Regions from separate parts of the Homo sapiens genome. Here regions 1, 3 and 4 are each linked to region 2. A link is a contact called in ENCODE Hi-C or POLR2A ChIA-PET data. All regions are on one chromosome and are shown on one strand. The core of a region is the stretch at or near the end of the contact, and the rest is flanking DNA. Distances in the headings are between cores, read along the strand shown. Region 1 holds the start of TRNP1 (TMF1 regulated nuclear protein 1). Region 2 holds the start of MAP3K6 (mitogen-activated protein kinase kinase kinase 6). Region 3 holds the start of TENT5B (terminal nucleotidyltransferase 5B). Region 4 holds the start of NUDC (nuclear distribution C, dynein complex regulator).

The links. A loop is a pair of places that touch in the nucleus more often than their neighbours do. ChIA-PET counts read pairs that join two places held with the same protein, here RNA polymerase II (POLR2A). Pooled maps may share reads with other maps.
Region 1: a loop to region 2 is called in a pooled map, with 3 times the contacts of the local background. The contact joins the promoter of TRNP1 here to the promoter of MAP3K6 in region 2. A Hi-C loop is called at or near these places in 6 of 50 pooled maps. POLR2A ChIA-PET finds 5 or more read pairs at or near these places in 3 of 52 experiments (GM10248, WTC11 and activated T-cell).
Region 3: a pooled map shows a loop between it and region 2 (4-fold over the local background). The contact joins the promoter of TENT5B here to the promoter of MAP3K6 in region 2. A Hi-C loop is called at or near these places in 3 of 50 pooled maps. POLR2A ChIA-PET finds 5 or more read pairs at or near these places in 3 of 52 experiments (WTC11 and activated T-cell).
Region 4: a loop to region 2 is called in a pooled map, with 10 times the contacts of the local background. The contact joins the promoter of NUDC here to the promoter of MAP3K6 in region 2. A Hi-C loop is called at or near these places in 5 of 50 pooled maps. POLR2A ChIA-PET finds 5 or more read pairs at or near these places in 2 of 52 experiments (PC-9 and WTC11).

What each region holds. Positions count from the first base shown.
Region 1 is chr1:26,991,817-26,995,202 of GRCh38, reverse strand. It overlaps TRNP1 (TMF1 regulated nuclear protein 1), which reads right to left and starts at 1,511. Exons shown (of 2, transcript NM_001013642.3): 1 at 591-1,511. The coding sequence starts at 1,416. The coding sequence ends at 733. RefSeq lists silencers at 1,179-1,238, 1,269-1,598 and enhancers at 1,014-1,514, 1,739-1,898, 1,652-2,151, 2,152-2,653.
Region 2 is chr1:27,365,435-27,368,626 of GRCh38, reverse strand. It overlaps MAP3K6 (mitogen-activated protein kinase kinase kinase 6), which reads left to right and starts at 1,666. Exons shown (of 29, transcript NM_004672.5): 1 at 1,666-2,369. The coding sequence starts at 2,030. RefSeq lists enhancers at 800-1,741, 1,742-2,685 and silencers at 1,938-2,047, 2,078-2,297, 2,368-2,417, 3,008-3,077.
Region 3 is chr1:27,011,097-27,014,294 of GRCh38, reverse strand. It overlaps TENT5B (terminal nucleotidyltransferase 5B), which reads left to right and starts at 1,445. Exons shown (of 2, transcript NM_052943.4): 1 at 1,445-1,888. The coding sequence starts at 1,625. RefSeq lists enhancers at 891-1,545, 1,546-2,199.
Region 4 is chr1:26,920,184-26,923,354 of GRCh38, reverse strand. It overlaps NUDC (nuclear distribution C, dynein complex regulator), which reads right to left and starts at 1,612. Exons shown (of 9, transcript NM_006600.4): 1 at 1,426-1,612. The coding sequence starts at 1,506. RefSeq lists enhancers at 804-1,345, 1,466-1,585 and a silencer at 1,716-1,865.

The DNA of each region.
Region 1 (3,386 bases), core at 262-2,761, 370 kb after region 2:
CAGGCTGTAATTTTTGCGAACCTGCATGACGGCATAAGAAAAGCTGTCTCCTAGAAGAAGAAGGGCCTAAGTATGAAGAGAACAAATCCTAAACCTCTCTGGGATTCCGTCTCCCCAAAGGTGAAACAGGCCTAGAGGGGGAATTCAGTGGTACAGCCCTGTGCCAGCCTCCACCCCATCCTGGGGCCTCATTATTCTGTCCTCCCGAAGGCACGGAGCTGGGCGGCGCCAGGAAGCAGCATCCTCAAGGGCAAGACTGCTCACAGCTCCGAGGGGCCCGGGAAAGGCCACGCAAGTGGGGGTGAGGATGGGGGGTGCTGCATCCGTGCGGCAGGTTCCAAGTGGTAAAAGTTTGCCGCCAACCCGTTCCTGGGATCTGAGCCCCCTCAAGAGTCCAACTCTTATAATGGAGACTTGATGCTACCACCTCTCACTCTCCAGATGGTCGGGAGAGGCGGCAACAGAAAGTGGCAGCTTTACTAGGGACCCAGCAGACGCCAGAAGCTCCAGGGAAGGGAGTTCCCGGGCCCTGGACCAGCCCCCCACACGCCATGACCGACCCTCGAACGCACCAGCCGCTAAGACCGCACCTCAGCCTCCTCTACTGGGCCCCTGGCCCCCAACTGCCTCTTCCTGCGGATCCGTAGTCCTTCCAGCCGGCGTCCGCGATCAGTCGGTCGGTCGGCACCTCGGCGAAGCTTGTCGGGGTGGCCAGGGGTCCGGGCGTGGAGGTCAGCGCTGCGGGGAGGCGGGGCCGCGGGGCGGGCTGCGGCGGAAGGGCGAGTCGGGCTCGGGGCCGTGGCCGCGCCGCAGTCGCCCGGCACCCCAGGGCACGCAGCCGCCCAGGCCCAGCGCCGAGGCCAGCAGCGCGGGGGGTCGGCCGCGGCGGCCGCGGCGCGGGCCCTTCTTGAGGCGCGACCCGTGAGCCGCCAGGTAGAGCTCGGCCTGCGCCACGCCGCCGCTCAGGCGGCTCAGGCTCTCCGCGCGGTGCGCCAGGCGCAGCTCGGCCGCCAAGAAAACGCGGTGCAGCTGCAGCACGCGGCTCTCCAGCTCCGACACCAGGCGCCGGCGGCCCTCCACCTCCAGCAGCCGCCGCCGTGCTTCGGCCAGCTCCAGCGCGCGGCCCCCCGCCCCCGCAGCCGCGCCAGAGCCCCCTCCGGGGCCGGCGAGCCCCGCGATCCCGCTAGCGCCCTGGCGCCAGCGCTGCAGCTCCTGGTCCTCGGCCGCGCCTGCTGAAGCCCCAGCTGCGTCCGGCAGCGGCGGGGACTGACCCGGGGTCGGGGTAGGAGTCAAGGTCGGAGTTGGGGGCGGGGGCTGAGAGGACGGCATGGGATCCCAGGGCGGCGGCGGCGACCTCTGCTCTGCCGTCCCCTCCTGGGCCCCCGGGCCGCAGGCGCTGATGCGGCAGCCCGGCATCCCCCGCCCCCCACCGGCGGTCTGCGGCTGTAGGTGCGCAGGGAGGATGACCACAGCACACCCGAACAGCTAGACACGGCCACAGCCCCCACCCCAGAGGCGCGCCCGCCGTCCGCGCATCTTATAGAACACGGGGCGGAGCGACGGGCGGCACAGCCAATCAGAGACAGGCACGCCCTGAATCCGCCCCGCCCCCCCCCCCCCCCCCCGCGCTCTGCACATTCAGGGCATTCCCCAAACCCTTCAGGTCCTGCCCTTCGCCGGATTCTGCTCCGCTAGGGCATCCGGTCCCCTTTCGCCTCTCCCCAAATTTTGGGTGCAAAGGGAGCCTCATCTTCCCTGGTTTGGCCCCTCAGAGTCATAAGCTCTGGTAGCTGGTGTTTAGAAATTCACGGAATCCGGTCTCCATCCGGGGGAGGGTCTTGCCTAAGGCCTCTGTGCGAAGAGAGCCTGGGCTAGAACGCAGGAGGCTTGACTCCTTGTGCCGTGCTCCTCCCACACCTCATGCTGCCCTTGGCCGAATCAGTTCTGCCCGGTCTCTCCTGGGCCATAGGGCTCTCAAGGACCCCCTTTCCCACCTCACTAGGGCAGTGGAAGGGTTAACGCAGAGGGGCGACTGCCGTCCTGGTGGGACGGGGATCTAGCTGGACTGATTCCACGATAGGTAGAGCGCTTTATTCGCAGAACAAATACCTCAGCGCTGCCGCTGAGCCTGCAAACCTTGGTGGCATCACAGAGGAGCCCCGGACCCCACGGTGTGCAAAGTTCTTTCCCTGCCCCGGCTCGTGTTTACTCCTCCCAGCCGGTGTTCCTACACATTTTAAAGAGGGGGAAACTGGCCGGGCGCGGTGGCTCACGCCTGTAATCCCAGCACTTTGGGAGGTCAAGGCGGTCGGATCACCTGAGGCCAGGAGTTCAAGACCAGCCTGAGCAACATGGCGAAACCCCATCTTTACTAAAAATAGAAAAAAATTAGCCGGTCGTCGTGGTAGGCGCCTGTAATCCCAACTACTCGGTAGGCTGAGGCAGGAGAATCGCTTGAACCTGGGAGGCGGAGGCTACAGTGAGCCAAGATCGCGCCATTGAACTCCAGCCTGGGCGACAGAGCAAGACTCCGTCTCAAAAAAAAAAAAAAAAAAAAGCCGGGGGCGGGAAGGGGGAAGGGGGGTGTGCGGGGGCGGGGAACTGACTGGCGGGGCGCGGTGGCTCCGCCACCACTTTGCGAGCCCGAGGTGGGTGGATCACCTAAGGTCAGGAGTTCTAGACCAGCCTGGCCAACATGGTGAAACCCCTGTCTCTACTGAAAATACAAAAAAATTAGCCAGGTGTGGTGGCGCACCTCTGTAGTTCCAGCTACTCAGCAGGCTGAGGGAGGAGAATCGCTTGAATTCGGGAGGCAGAGGTTGCAGTGAGCAGAGATTGTGCCACTGTACTCCAGCCTGGGCGACAGAGCAAGACTCAGTCTCAAAAAATAAATAAAAATAAAAAATAAAGAAGGGGAAACTGAGACCCTGAAGGGCAGTAGTGCTTTGCCCAATGTCTTATTGACGACTGGTGGCTGAATCCAGATTTTTGAATCTGGACAGAAATGCACGAGCTCAGCCATTCATGCCCTCTGGGGGCTCAGATACCTGGGTCTAGTCCTCTTGGTGGAGGGACGTTCTTTATGTGGGACTTTATCTGACACTTCTCATCTGGCCCTGACAAAATGATAGAATGGAACCCTGCCCACTTTTCCCCCAACAGAAATGACCCTGCCATACCAAACACTGGCTCAGACACCATGGGCCTGCCTCAGTTTCCATCTACTTGAAGGTGGCATCAGAGATGGGAGGTCTCTGTGGTGGGTGGGGGCAAGGGCCAGGGGTCCAGAAACCAGCTCTGAACCCGATTGGGAAGGACTGCAGCAGACCCTGGGCTCAGGAGGACCTGCGGAAGGTATGGCCAGTGTGACTGCTGAAGCCTGAAGA
Region 2 (3,192 bases), core at 417-2,916:
TCATCATGTTAGCCAGGATGGTCTCAATCTCCTGACCTCATGATCTGCCCTCCTCGGCCTCCCAAAGTGCTGGGATTACAGGTGTGAGCCACTGCGCCCGGCCGCTTTTTTTTTTTTTTTTTTTTTGAGATGGAGTCTTGCTCTGTCGCCCTGCCCAGGCTGGAGTGCAATGAGCCAGAGGGGCATACAGTGGAAGGATTAGAGGAGATCCAAGCATCCATTGACAATTTCCCGAGGCCCTCTGGGTCCTGCAAGTGGATGGCTTTGTGGCAGGAATTGCACAATTGCATAGCTTTTTTTTTTTTTGAGATGGAGTCTTGCTCTGTCGCCCCGCCCAGGCTGGAGTGCAATGGCACGATCTCCACTCACCGCAACCTCCATCTCCCAGGTTCAAGTGATTCTCCTGCCTCAGCTCCCAAGTAGCTGGGATCACAGGCAGGTGCCACCACACCCAGCTACTTTTTTTTGTATTTTTAGTAGAGACGGGGTTTCACCATGTTGGCCAGGCTGGTCTCGAACTCCTGACCTCGTGATCCACTCATCTTGGCCTCCCAAAGTGGGATTACAGGCATGAGCCACCGCCCTGGCTGGGAATTGCACAGCTTTCTCAGCCTGTCGGTTGCCCATGCCTGTCCTTTGTAAGTTGTCTGTTTTCCACTCCAGCCTCTGTTGCAGGCCAAGTTCTCAAACTCTACCACTTCCTGCCTATCTCATTGGGTGTCAGTTCGAATCCAAGGTCAAACCAAGGAAGGTACCTTTTTCTTCCACAAGGCAACAGGGCAATGAAACAGCCATTGAGTAGCATTTAAGCAGTTTATTTGCCCAAAGCCACATTCTAGTAAGTGGCAGAATTAAATAGTTAAGAGTCTGACAGGCGGTCCTGGGTTTGCACCCTGCTGTCATGTGCTGAGTGATCCTGGACAAGTTATTCAACTTAAGTCCCCAGTTCTTGGTTTCAGGGTCCACTGAGGCTTCTACCAGGTTGCTGCCTCACTCATTAATTCACACAAGAAAGTTGGGGACTCTTGGGGATTTGAAGCTGAGAAGCTGCTGTAGTGCAAAGGGCTGGGGTTGACTCCTTCAAGGGGTGGCTAAAGAAATGTTTAGAGTTGTTTAGAGTAGGAAGTGCTTCTCAGGTCCCATGGCCACGTTCTGCCTAGAAGTCAAAGGTCAGCGGGGGTCCACAGCAGGTTGGGTCCTGGGGAAAGCAGCCCCCTAGTGACAGTTAAGGCTCAGATGCCAAGTCCCACTCCAGGACTGAAGGCTTTCGGGCAAGCGGCCTAGGGTGTAGGTTTCCCCCATCCCAGTCCCTCCCTGCCTGCGCTCACTGGGCCCGGGAGGACACCCATTGTTCATCATGCTCTGCGCACCCTGATGTCTCTAGAGAGCCATTCATTCAACAGATACCTGCAGAGCAGGGCCTGCATATCGAACCTTTTCCCTAGCCCTGGCCTCCTCACACATTTTATGTGCACTTGCTGTGAGCAGTCCACAGTCTTTGGCGTGCACAGGGGCACAGGCTGTTCCGGAAGCCGCCAGTCTCCAAAGTTCTGGCGGGAGAGAAGGGAGGGGAGAGGCTGAGTCTCAAGCCGCTAGGGAGCGGCTCTGCCCCAGGGCCGAGGGTGGAGCTTTCTGGGTCGGCCGGGAAAGGGCTGGGCTTAGCCTACAAGTGAAGGCAGGGCAGCGTTGGCGGGCGCTCCCTTGAGAAGTCCAGGTGGCGGGCACCTCCGAGCCGATTCCCAGGATCCCCCAAGTGGCTCTGAGCTGCCGATCACCGGATGCCCCAGATTCCTGGGACCCAATCCCGGATTTCAGAACCTCAGGACCTTGCAAGTCCGAGCTAGGATTTCTCCCTGGACTTTAGATTCCTGGAACGGGACGTCAGGCCGTATTCCGGATCCCTAGATCCCGTGGGAGATTCTCCGATTCCGAACGGATTCCAGATCCCAAGATTCCTGATCTGCCGGCCCAGGCTCCTGCCCCGCCCCCGGTTCCCAGTGCGCGGCGCCCCGCGCCTGAGCGCCCCCGCATGGCGGGGCCGTGTCCCCGGTCCGGGGCGGAGCGCGCCGGCAGCTGCTGGCAGGACCCGCTGGCCGTGGCGCTGAGCCGGGGCCGGCAGCTCGCGGCGCCCCCGGGCCGGGGCTGCGCGCGGAGCCGGCCGCTCAGCGTGGTCTACGTGCTGACCCGGGAGCCGCAGCCCGGGCTCGAGCCTCGGGAGGGAACCGAGGCGGAGCCGCTGCCCCTGCGCTGCCTGCGCGAGGCTTGCGCGCAGGTCCCCCGGCCGCGGCCGCCCCCGCAGCTGCGCAGCCTGCCCTTCGGGACGCTGGAGCTAGGCGACACCGCGGCTCTGGATGCCTTCTACAACGCGGGTGAGAGCGCTGGGGGCGGGGCCGGATCCGGGCGGGACTCAGGGTCCTGGGAGGGGACCAAGCCGGGCTCGAAGGCTCAAGGGAGGGGCCGAGAGGGGTACCGGGTCTAGGGGACTTAAAGTGAGCTAAAGCTGAAGGGCTTGGGACAGGGCCGTGAAAAAAGTGGGATTTAGGGGATCTGGGGCGCGGCCGGGCTCGGGACGAGACAGGGATCCGGGCGCGGCTCTAGGGCTCGAGGTTGGGGCTTAGGCACCCTTCAGTCGGAGCGGTGCCCAGCCAGCGGGGCAAGGATGGGGAGGGGCTTTGGAACTCTGGGGCGGGGCGGGGAGCGGCGCGGGGCTGTGGTGTCTCAGGGGTGGGGTTGGAGAACTCAGCCTCACCCTCAGGAGAATGTCACGCGGATCTCTTGAGGACAATTACTGGGAGAGGAGCTTGGACTTAGGGAAAGGGGCCGGGAGGCTGGAGTTCAGGAGTCCTAGCATACTATTTCCAAGGATCGGGCTAGGAGAGGCAAAAAGAGAAGCGAAGGGGCCCGACGGGACTGGATACTGGGTGAGGGAGCTTAGGTTAAGTGGCCTCAGCGGCCCAGAAAGAATGGGCGGGGAAGGGGCGGGGAAGTGGGCGGGAAAGGATGGCTCAGGGGCGGGGCCAGAAGGAGGCTATTCCCCCGCGAGTCACTCCTCCCTCCAGCCAGCCCGGATGCTCGGCCCCCATACTTACTTGCTTATGCTAGAGTCCAGTAGCTGTGCTTCCTGGATGTCCATGAAATCGTAGCCTAAAATGAAGGCTGACCCGACCACTCGGACACAAAGATACAATTATC
Region 3 (3,198 bases), core at 196-2,695, 350 kb after region 2:
TCTAGACCTGCAGAAAAACATGTAAACACATTATTCGTTCTCTAGCTCCAGAAAGGAGCTGGGTCTGCATAGGTACAGTGGAAAAAACATGCACCACAGATTCTATAGCCCTGGTTGAGGACCAGGGCCTTACTAGTTTGCTGTGTGACAGTCGGGTAATCACAAAGCCTCTCTGAGCAGATCTCTCCTTCCCTAAATTGGCTATGCTGTACATCAACGCTCATCATGCTGTGGTTTGCGAGGCCAATCAACAGTGTCTTAGAAAGCCTTTACTTTAGGGCCGGGCACAGTGGCTCACGCCTGTAATCCCAGCACTTTGGGGGTCGAGGTGGGTGGATCACAAGGTCAGGAGTTCAAGACCAGCCTGGCCAATATGGTGAAACCCCCGTGTCTACTAAAAACACAAAAAAATTAGCCGGGCTTGGTGGCGCATGCCTGTAATCCCAGCTAATCGGGAGGCTGAGGCAGGAGAATTGCTTGAACCCGGGAGGCGGAGCTTGCGGTAAGCCAAGATCGCGCCACTACACTCCAGCCTGGGTGACAAAGCGAGACTCTGTCTCGAGAAAAAAAAAAAAAAAAAAAAAAAAAAAGGCCTTTACCTTGGTATGCAGAGTTTATTATTATTATTAATTTTTTTTTTTTTGAGGCGGAGTCTCGCTCTGTCGCCCAGGCTGGGGTGCAGTGGCGCAATCTCGGCTCACTGCAAGCTCCGCCTCCCGGGTTCACGCCATTCTCCTGCCTCAGCCTCCCGAGTAGCTGGGACTACAGGCGCCCGCCACACACCCGGCTAATTTTTTGTATTTTTAGTAAAGACGGGGTTTCACCGTGTTAGCCAGGATGGTCTCGATCTCCTGACCTTGTCATCCGCCCACCTCGGCCTCCCAAAGTGCTGGGATTACAGGCGTGAGCCACCGCGCCGGGCCCAGAGTTGTTTATTATACCTTTCCTAGGCTCTGGAAAACTGCCAGAGCATGAGCAGTGCTGTGCAGAGTTGATCACGTGGCTCAATCTCTTTGGGCTTCTGAAAATAGCAGGACAAGGCTAGGTGACTTCTCAATTTCTTCCAGCGCTAAAAAAAAAAAACAGAAACCTGGAATTTCTCAGTGGTCTGACTCTGCTACAAACTCCGCAGGTCACTTCCCTCCCTCCTGACCCTGGCGGGGCGGGGTGGGCGCTGTCCCTTTAAGTCCAGGCCCGGGCCAATCACAGTGAACAGAAGTTCTTTAAGGACCAAAGGAGGGAATTCAGCCTGAGAAGGAGGGCGGGGCAGGGGCGTGCCCTCTAGCCAATCGGAATCTCCCTAGAGAACAGTGACTCACGTGCAAAGCTCTACAGACCAGTGTCCGGAGCGTTCAGAGGCGGGGCGGCTCTCGCTGTTGGCAGCGGCCCGGACCAATGGGCACGTCGCCCGCGGCCTATAAGAGTCCGCTGGGCCGCGGGCTGCAGGCGCTAGGGTCGGTTAGTCGTCGCCGTCTGAGGTGTTCCCTGGCTTTGTCTCGCCGTCGTTGCCGCCCCGTCCCTGCCTTCGTGCCCCCCGCCTTGGCCCCTGCCCAGCCGCTCTCCCTGTCCTCCTCCCCTTAACCACCCCCACGGTTTCTGCCGTCGGGGCCCGGGGGCCGGGCGGATGATGCCGTCGGAGAGCGGAGCTGAGCGCAGGGACCGGGCGGCTGCTCAGGTGGGGACGGCTGCGGCCACGGCGGTGGCCACGGCAGCCCCGGCAGGCGGCGGCCCCGACCCGGAGGCCTTATCGGCCTTCCCCGGACGGCACCTGAGTGGGCTGAGCTGGCCACAGGTGAAGCGACTGGACGCTCTTCTGAGCGAGCCGATTCCCATTCACGGGCGCGGCAACTTCCCCACGCTGAGCGTGCAGCCCCGGCAGATCGTGCAGGTGAGAGGACGCCAGGCGGGGGATGTGGGGGAATCCCTTCTGAGGCTCTCGTGGCTGGAAGGCATTTGTAGTCTGTTTGACTTTCTAGACAGCTAGGGAAACTGAGGAACGGGGACATGGCTGTAACAATTGCACAGCATTATGAATGGTAGACCAGACCTCCCCCTGCATCTACTAATCCTTCCCCACCTGGCTTTTCCATCTCGACTCTTGGAGAACCCTGATTCCCCACGGATCACTCACCCAGGGCCTGGCTGGGAGAGGGGAGGAGGATGTCAAGGGCATTGGGGGAAGAATTTGTCTCTGCCTGCAAGGACAAAAGACGCCAGGTGGCCCTGGGTGGGTAAGTGTGCATGCTTGAGTCCAAAATAGCTTTTCCTTCCCTATCTGGGCATCCCTGGACCTCACCCTCCTTTCCTCTCTCGAGGTTCTAGGAGCAGCCTCTGCCATTGTGCTCCTACAGCCTTTTGCTGGAGAAACCCCCCCTTCCCCCTCCACCCCGTGGAAAAGCCAAGAAAACTTGTCAGGGACTCCCTCTCTCTCAGCTGGGGTTGTGGCCCAATATTTATTAAGCCGAAGGTCAGACCTGATACCCCACCCCCAAGGGCAACATTAAGTGACCAATTTAGGTGTTTCTTCTCCTTCCCAAGATTGGAAATGAAGGCCAACCCAGGCCTCAGGCCCCACGTCCTCTCTCTCCTGAGGAAAGGGAGAAGAGAATTCTGACAGCCCCTCCCTCCTCCAACTCTTCCCTTTATCTGAACCTCAACGACCCCAAGACTGCTTTTTCATCTGTACAGCCCAGACGCTGTCATGTTCTGAAATACCACAGTGTGGTCATTATTGTACCCATTTTATAGCTGGGGCAGTTTGCCACCCAAGATTACTTAATGAGGTGAAAATCAAACCTAGGGAATTTTGGGTCTTCCCAGGAGCAGATTACAGTAGGTTCAATGTTTTCCCACCCCTTCCCCGGCTCCCAAGGTCAACTTCTAGGTGTTAGGGAGGGTCCTTTGATAAAAGAAACCAAGAAACCCAGCGAGGACTCCTGTGCGTTCCTGCCAACTGATGGCTTCCTTTGGATGAAGTAGGCCTTTCCCCTGCCTCCTACTACCTTGGCTTCCCACAGAGGGGGAGGGTTGCCTGCTGGGGGATTACCTCCCCCACCCTCCCAAGGAACTAGGAACTGGAGGGGGCGGGGGCAGATTCTCCTTGGCTGACTCACACGCGGCCCAGTGGAGTTCGCCGAGGCATTCCTCGGCTGCTCGCTGTCACCTGGGTGATTAGGAAACCAGTCGAGGCTTTAATCC
Region 4 (3,171 bases), core at 363-2,862, 450 kb after region 2:
CATATATTACCTTTTGACTTTGCAGAAGTTTCTTAACTCTGTACAACAGGAATAAGATGCAGTACCTATTTCTAGGGACCTGGTGAGGATCATGAGGTCAAGGAGGTGAGGCCTTTAGCAATGTATGGCACAGAGCAAGAGACCCACTGGCAGAGGGTAAACACCTTACAAATAGGAACCATGAACCATGGCTTAGTCTGTCTGCCACCTGCAATGCTGGGCACCAGATATGGCTAAAGGTACATAATCAGTAAAATTCTTGCTGAATGAAACAATCTAGTGGTGACTCAAGGTCAGCACACACAAACCCTTTATTTGCCCAAGAGTGGGTCTAAATCTGATTAAATCTGATGCTAGAACATATCTCAATGGTTTCCGTTCTTGCTTCTAGACAGTTTTTCAATTTGCTCAAAAATGAACTCGCTCCCAAATCCAGTTTTGTGCGAACAGTTTAGAGGAATGGAGACAGGAAGGCTTTTCACACTTGCAAATGAGAAACACTCTCCCCACCACAAAGGGCTTAGAAGTCCTTGGTCACCAGACACCTAGGTTACATAGGAATAGAAAGTTCAATGGAAACCTACCTCCAGTAAGACACAATCAGCCATGGACTCTGGGAAGCACACTGACCTGTCTAGGTGAGAACCATGTTGCATGATCTAGGCAAATCCTTGCCACTTCTCTGGCTCTGAGAATGAGAGTTCTGATCCTGACAGACTTTTCTACCGTTAACTTTGTGTTTGTTCCAAAAAAACCAACTCCAGAATCTGTAACAGTTGGCCCTTATTGTCGAGTGTGGGACACACATCAATCACACGACAAATACTTGTTGAATGAAAAAGCCTTATTACTGAGAACTTACGGTTCTTAACTACTCTCTGGAAACCGGTATTCGCAGCTGTCTCACAGATAAGGAAACTCAGGCTTGGAGAGATGTAAAGGTTCCAAGTTGGTAGGTGGTGGAAACTAATCGTGAACACAGGCCTCCTATTCCCCCATTCAAGGCCTAACAAGACCACGTGCTAACATCAGCCCGCTCCCCTACCACACACATTCGACGGCTCGCCCCAAGCCTTGGTGGATCCAAATCACGATATTTGCGACGGTTCTTACTAAGGGATGCTCCTTGGAAGCCGCCATCAAAGTGGAAACGGGGGTGGGGGCATATGTGAAACTAAAGGGGGATCCTAAGCTCAGGGATGCGATAATTTGCTACTACTGAGGGGCGCCGGGGGCCCGGGACTGATGCGAACCGGGTGAGACCTGCTGGCGGGTGGCCAGGCCGGAAGCTGGGCGCAGTGAGAATGTAGGGGCATCCCAGAAGCCCGCGAGCCGCTGGGGTGGGTCTCAGCCCTCGAAGGCAGAGAAGGGCGGAAGGAGCGTGGCCAAGGCCGCCGGGTGGGCCGACGCCGCGCGGGCCGTTACCTCCTGCACGCCGCCCTCGTGCTGCTGAGCCATGGCCAGCAACATGCCGTCGAACCGCTCCTCCTCCTGCTCTCCGCCCATCGCGCCGGCTCCGATCCACGTCCCGGAGCTCTGCACTCTAGTCCCGCGCTCTCTACGCTCCTGCGGGTCGCGCCGGGCCCAACGACTCTAGTCGTCCGCCTTCCGCAGCGGAGCCGGAAACACGCACGCGCGCGGCTGCCCAGGCCCGCCTCCACCTCCTCTCTTCCCGCCTTCCTCCCGGTTTGCGGCCATTGACCGTGCGGCAAGCAACCCGCTTCGCCGACCATTGGTCGACATTCGGAGCCAATCAACAAGCGCGTCCACGAAGCGGTAGGCGGAGCCGTGGGCCCGAGAGTTTGGCATGAGTTGCTATGGTCACCCGATGCCGTGGAGACTTCTAGAAAGCCCTGGACTCAAATCTGGCAGGGTTGGAAGTTAAAAAGGGACAAGTTTTGCCCCTCTCCCTTGCTAGCGACCCCCCCAGCTTGTAGAGCAGTGAAGCTGAAAGTAGCCTTACTCATCTCTTCCAATCCTAGAAGGGACTTACCACAGGACAGCCTCCTCCTCATCGACCTCACTGCGTACTTGACTAGGGCCAGCTTCATGGGAGTACAAATTGCAGTCGCACAGCACCCAGGCTTAGAAAGGCTCCACGCTTGATTTCATGGCCTTCTGTTATAGTCTTGAAATTCTTAATAATTTTGGAATAAGGAGACCCACATTTTCATTTTGCACTGGGCCCAGGAAATTATGACAGGTGCTGAAATTGACCTTCACTTCTGTTAATGCGGGGACAGGACCCAGCCATCCAAGCTAATCCCTCCACTTGTGCAATGAATCTCATCATCTTAGTCTTTTCAGGAACTCTATCCCTGTTAATTATCCCTTTTTTTAGCTTATGCATCACAAATATCTTTCTTCTTCCCTTCAATTTACAAACACGCTTTAATATCTTTTTGTTTGTTTTTAGAGATGGGGTTCTTGCATTGTCACCCAAGCTGGAGTGCAGTGGCACCATCTTGGCTTACGGCAGCCTTGAACTCCTGGACTCAAGCCATCTTCCCCACTTCAGCCTCCAGAGTAGCTGGGACTACAGGCTCACATCACCACGCCCTGCTGTTTTTTTTTTTTTGTTTTTTGTTTTTTGTTTTTTGGTAGAGATGGAGTCTGTGTTGCCCAGGCTAAGTCTCAAACCCTGGTCTCAAGCACTCCTCCTGCCTCAGCCTCTCAAAGTGCTGGGATTACAGGTGTGAGCCACCATGCCCAGCCCTGTTTTTATATTATTATTCCATGGCCCCACTTTCTTCTGCTGCTACCTCTCCAATTTTCAGCTCTCATTTGCAGCAAACTTGTTTGCTTGTTTTTCTACTCCCTCACCTCCCATCTCTCTACAGTATATTCTAGTCTATCTATTCTTCTTTTTTTTTTTAGACCAAGTCTCACTCTGTTGCCCAGGCTGGAGTGCAGTGACACGATCTCAGCTCACTGCAACCTCTGCCTCCCAGGTTTAAGTGATTCTCAGCCTCCCAAGTAGCTGGGATTACAGGCACCACTACGCCTAACTAATTTTTTTTTGTATTTTTAGTAGAGGGGTTTTCACCATGTTGGCCAGGCTCGTTTCAAACTCCTGACCTCAAGTGATCCACCTGCCTCGGCCTCGCAACGCGCTAGGATTACAGGCATGAGCCACTGCGCCCGGCCTGTTCTAGTCTATTTTTTAAAGGC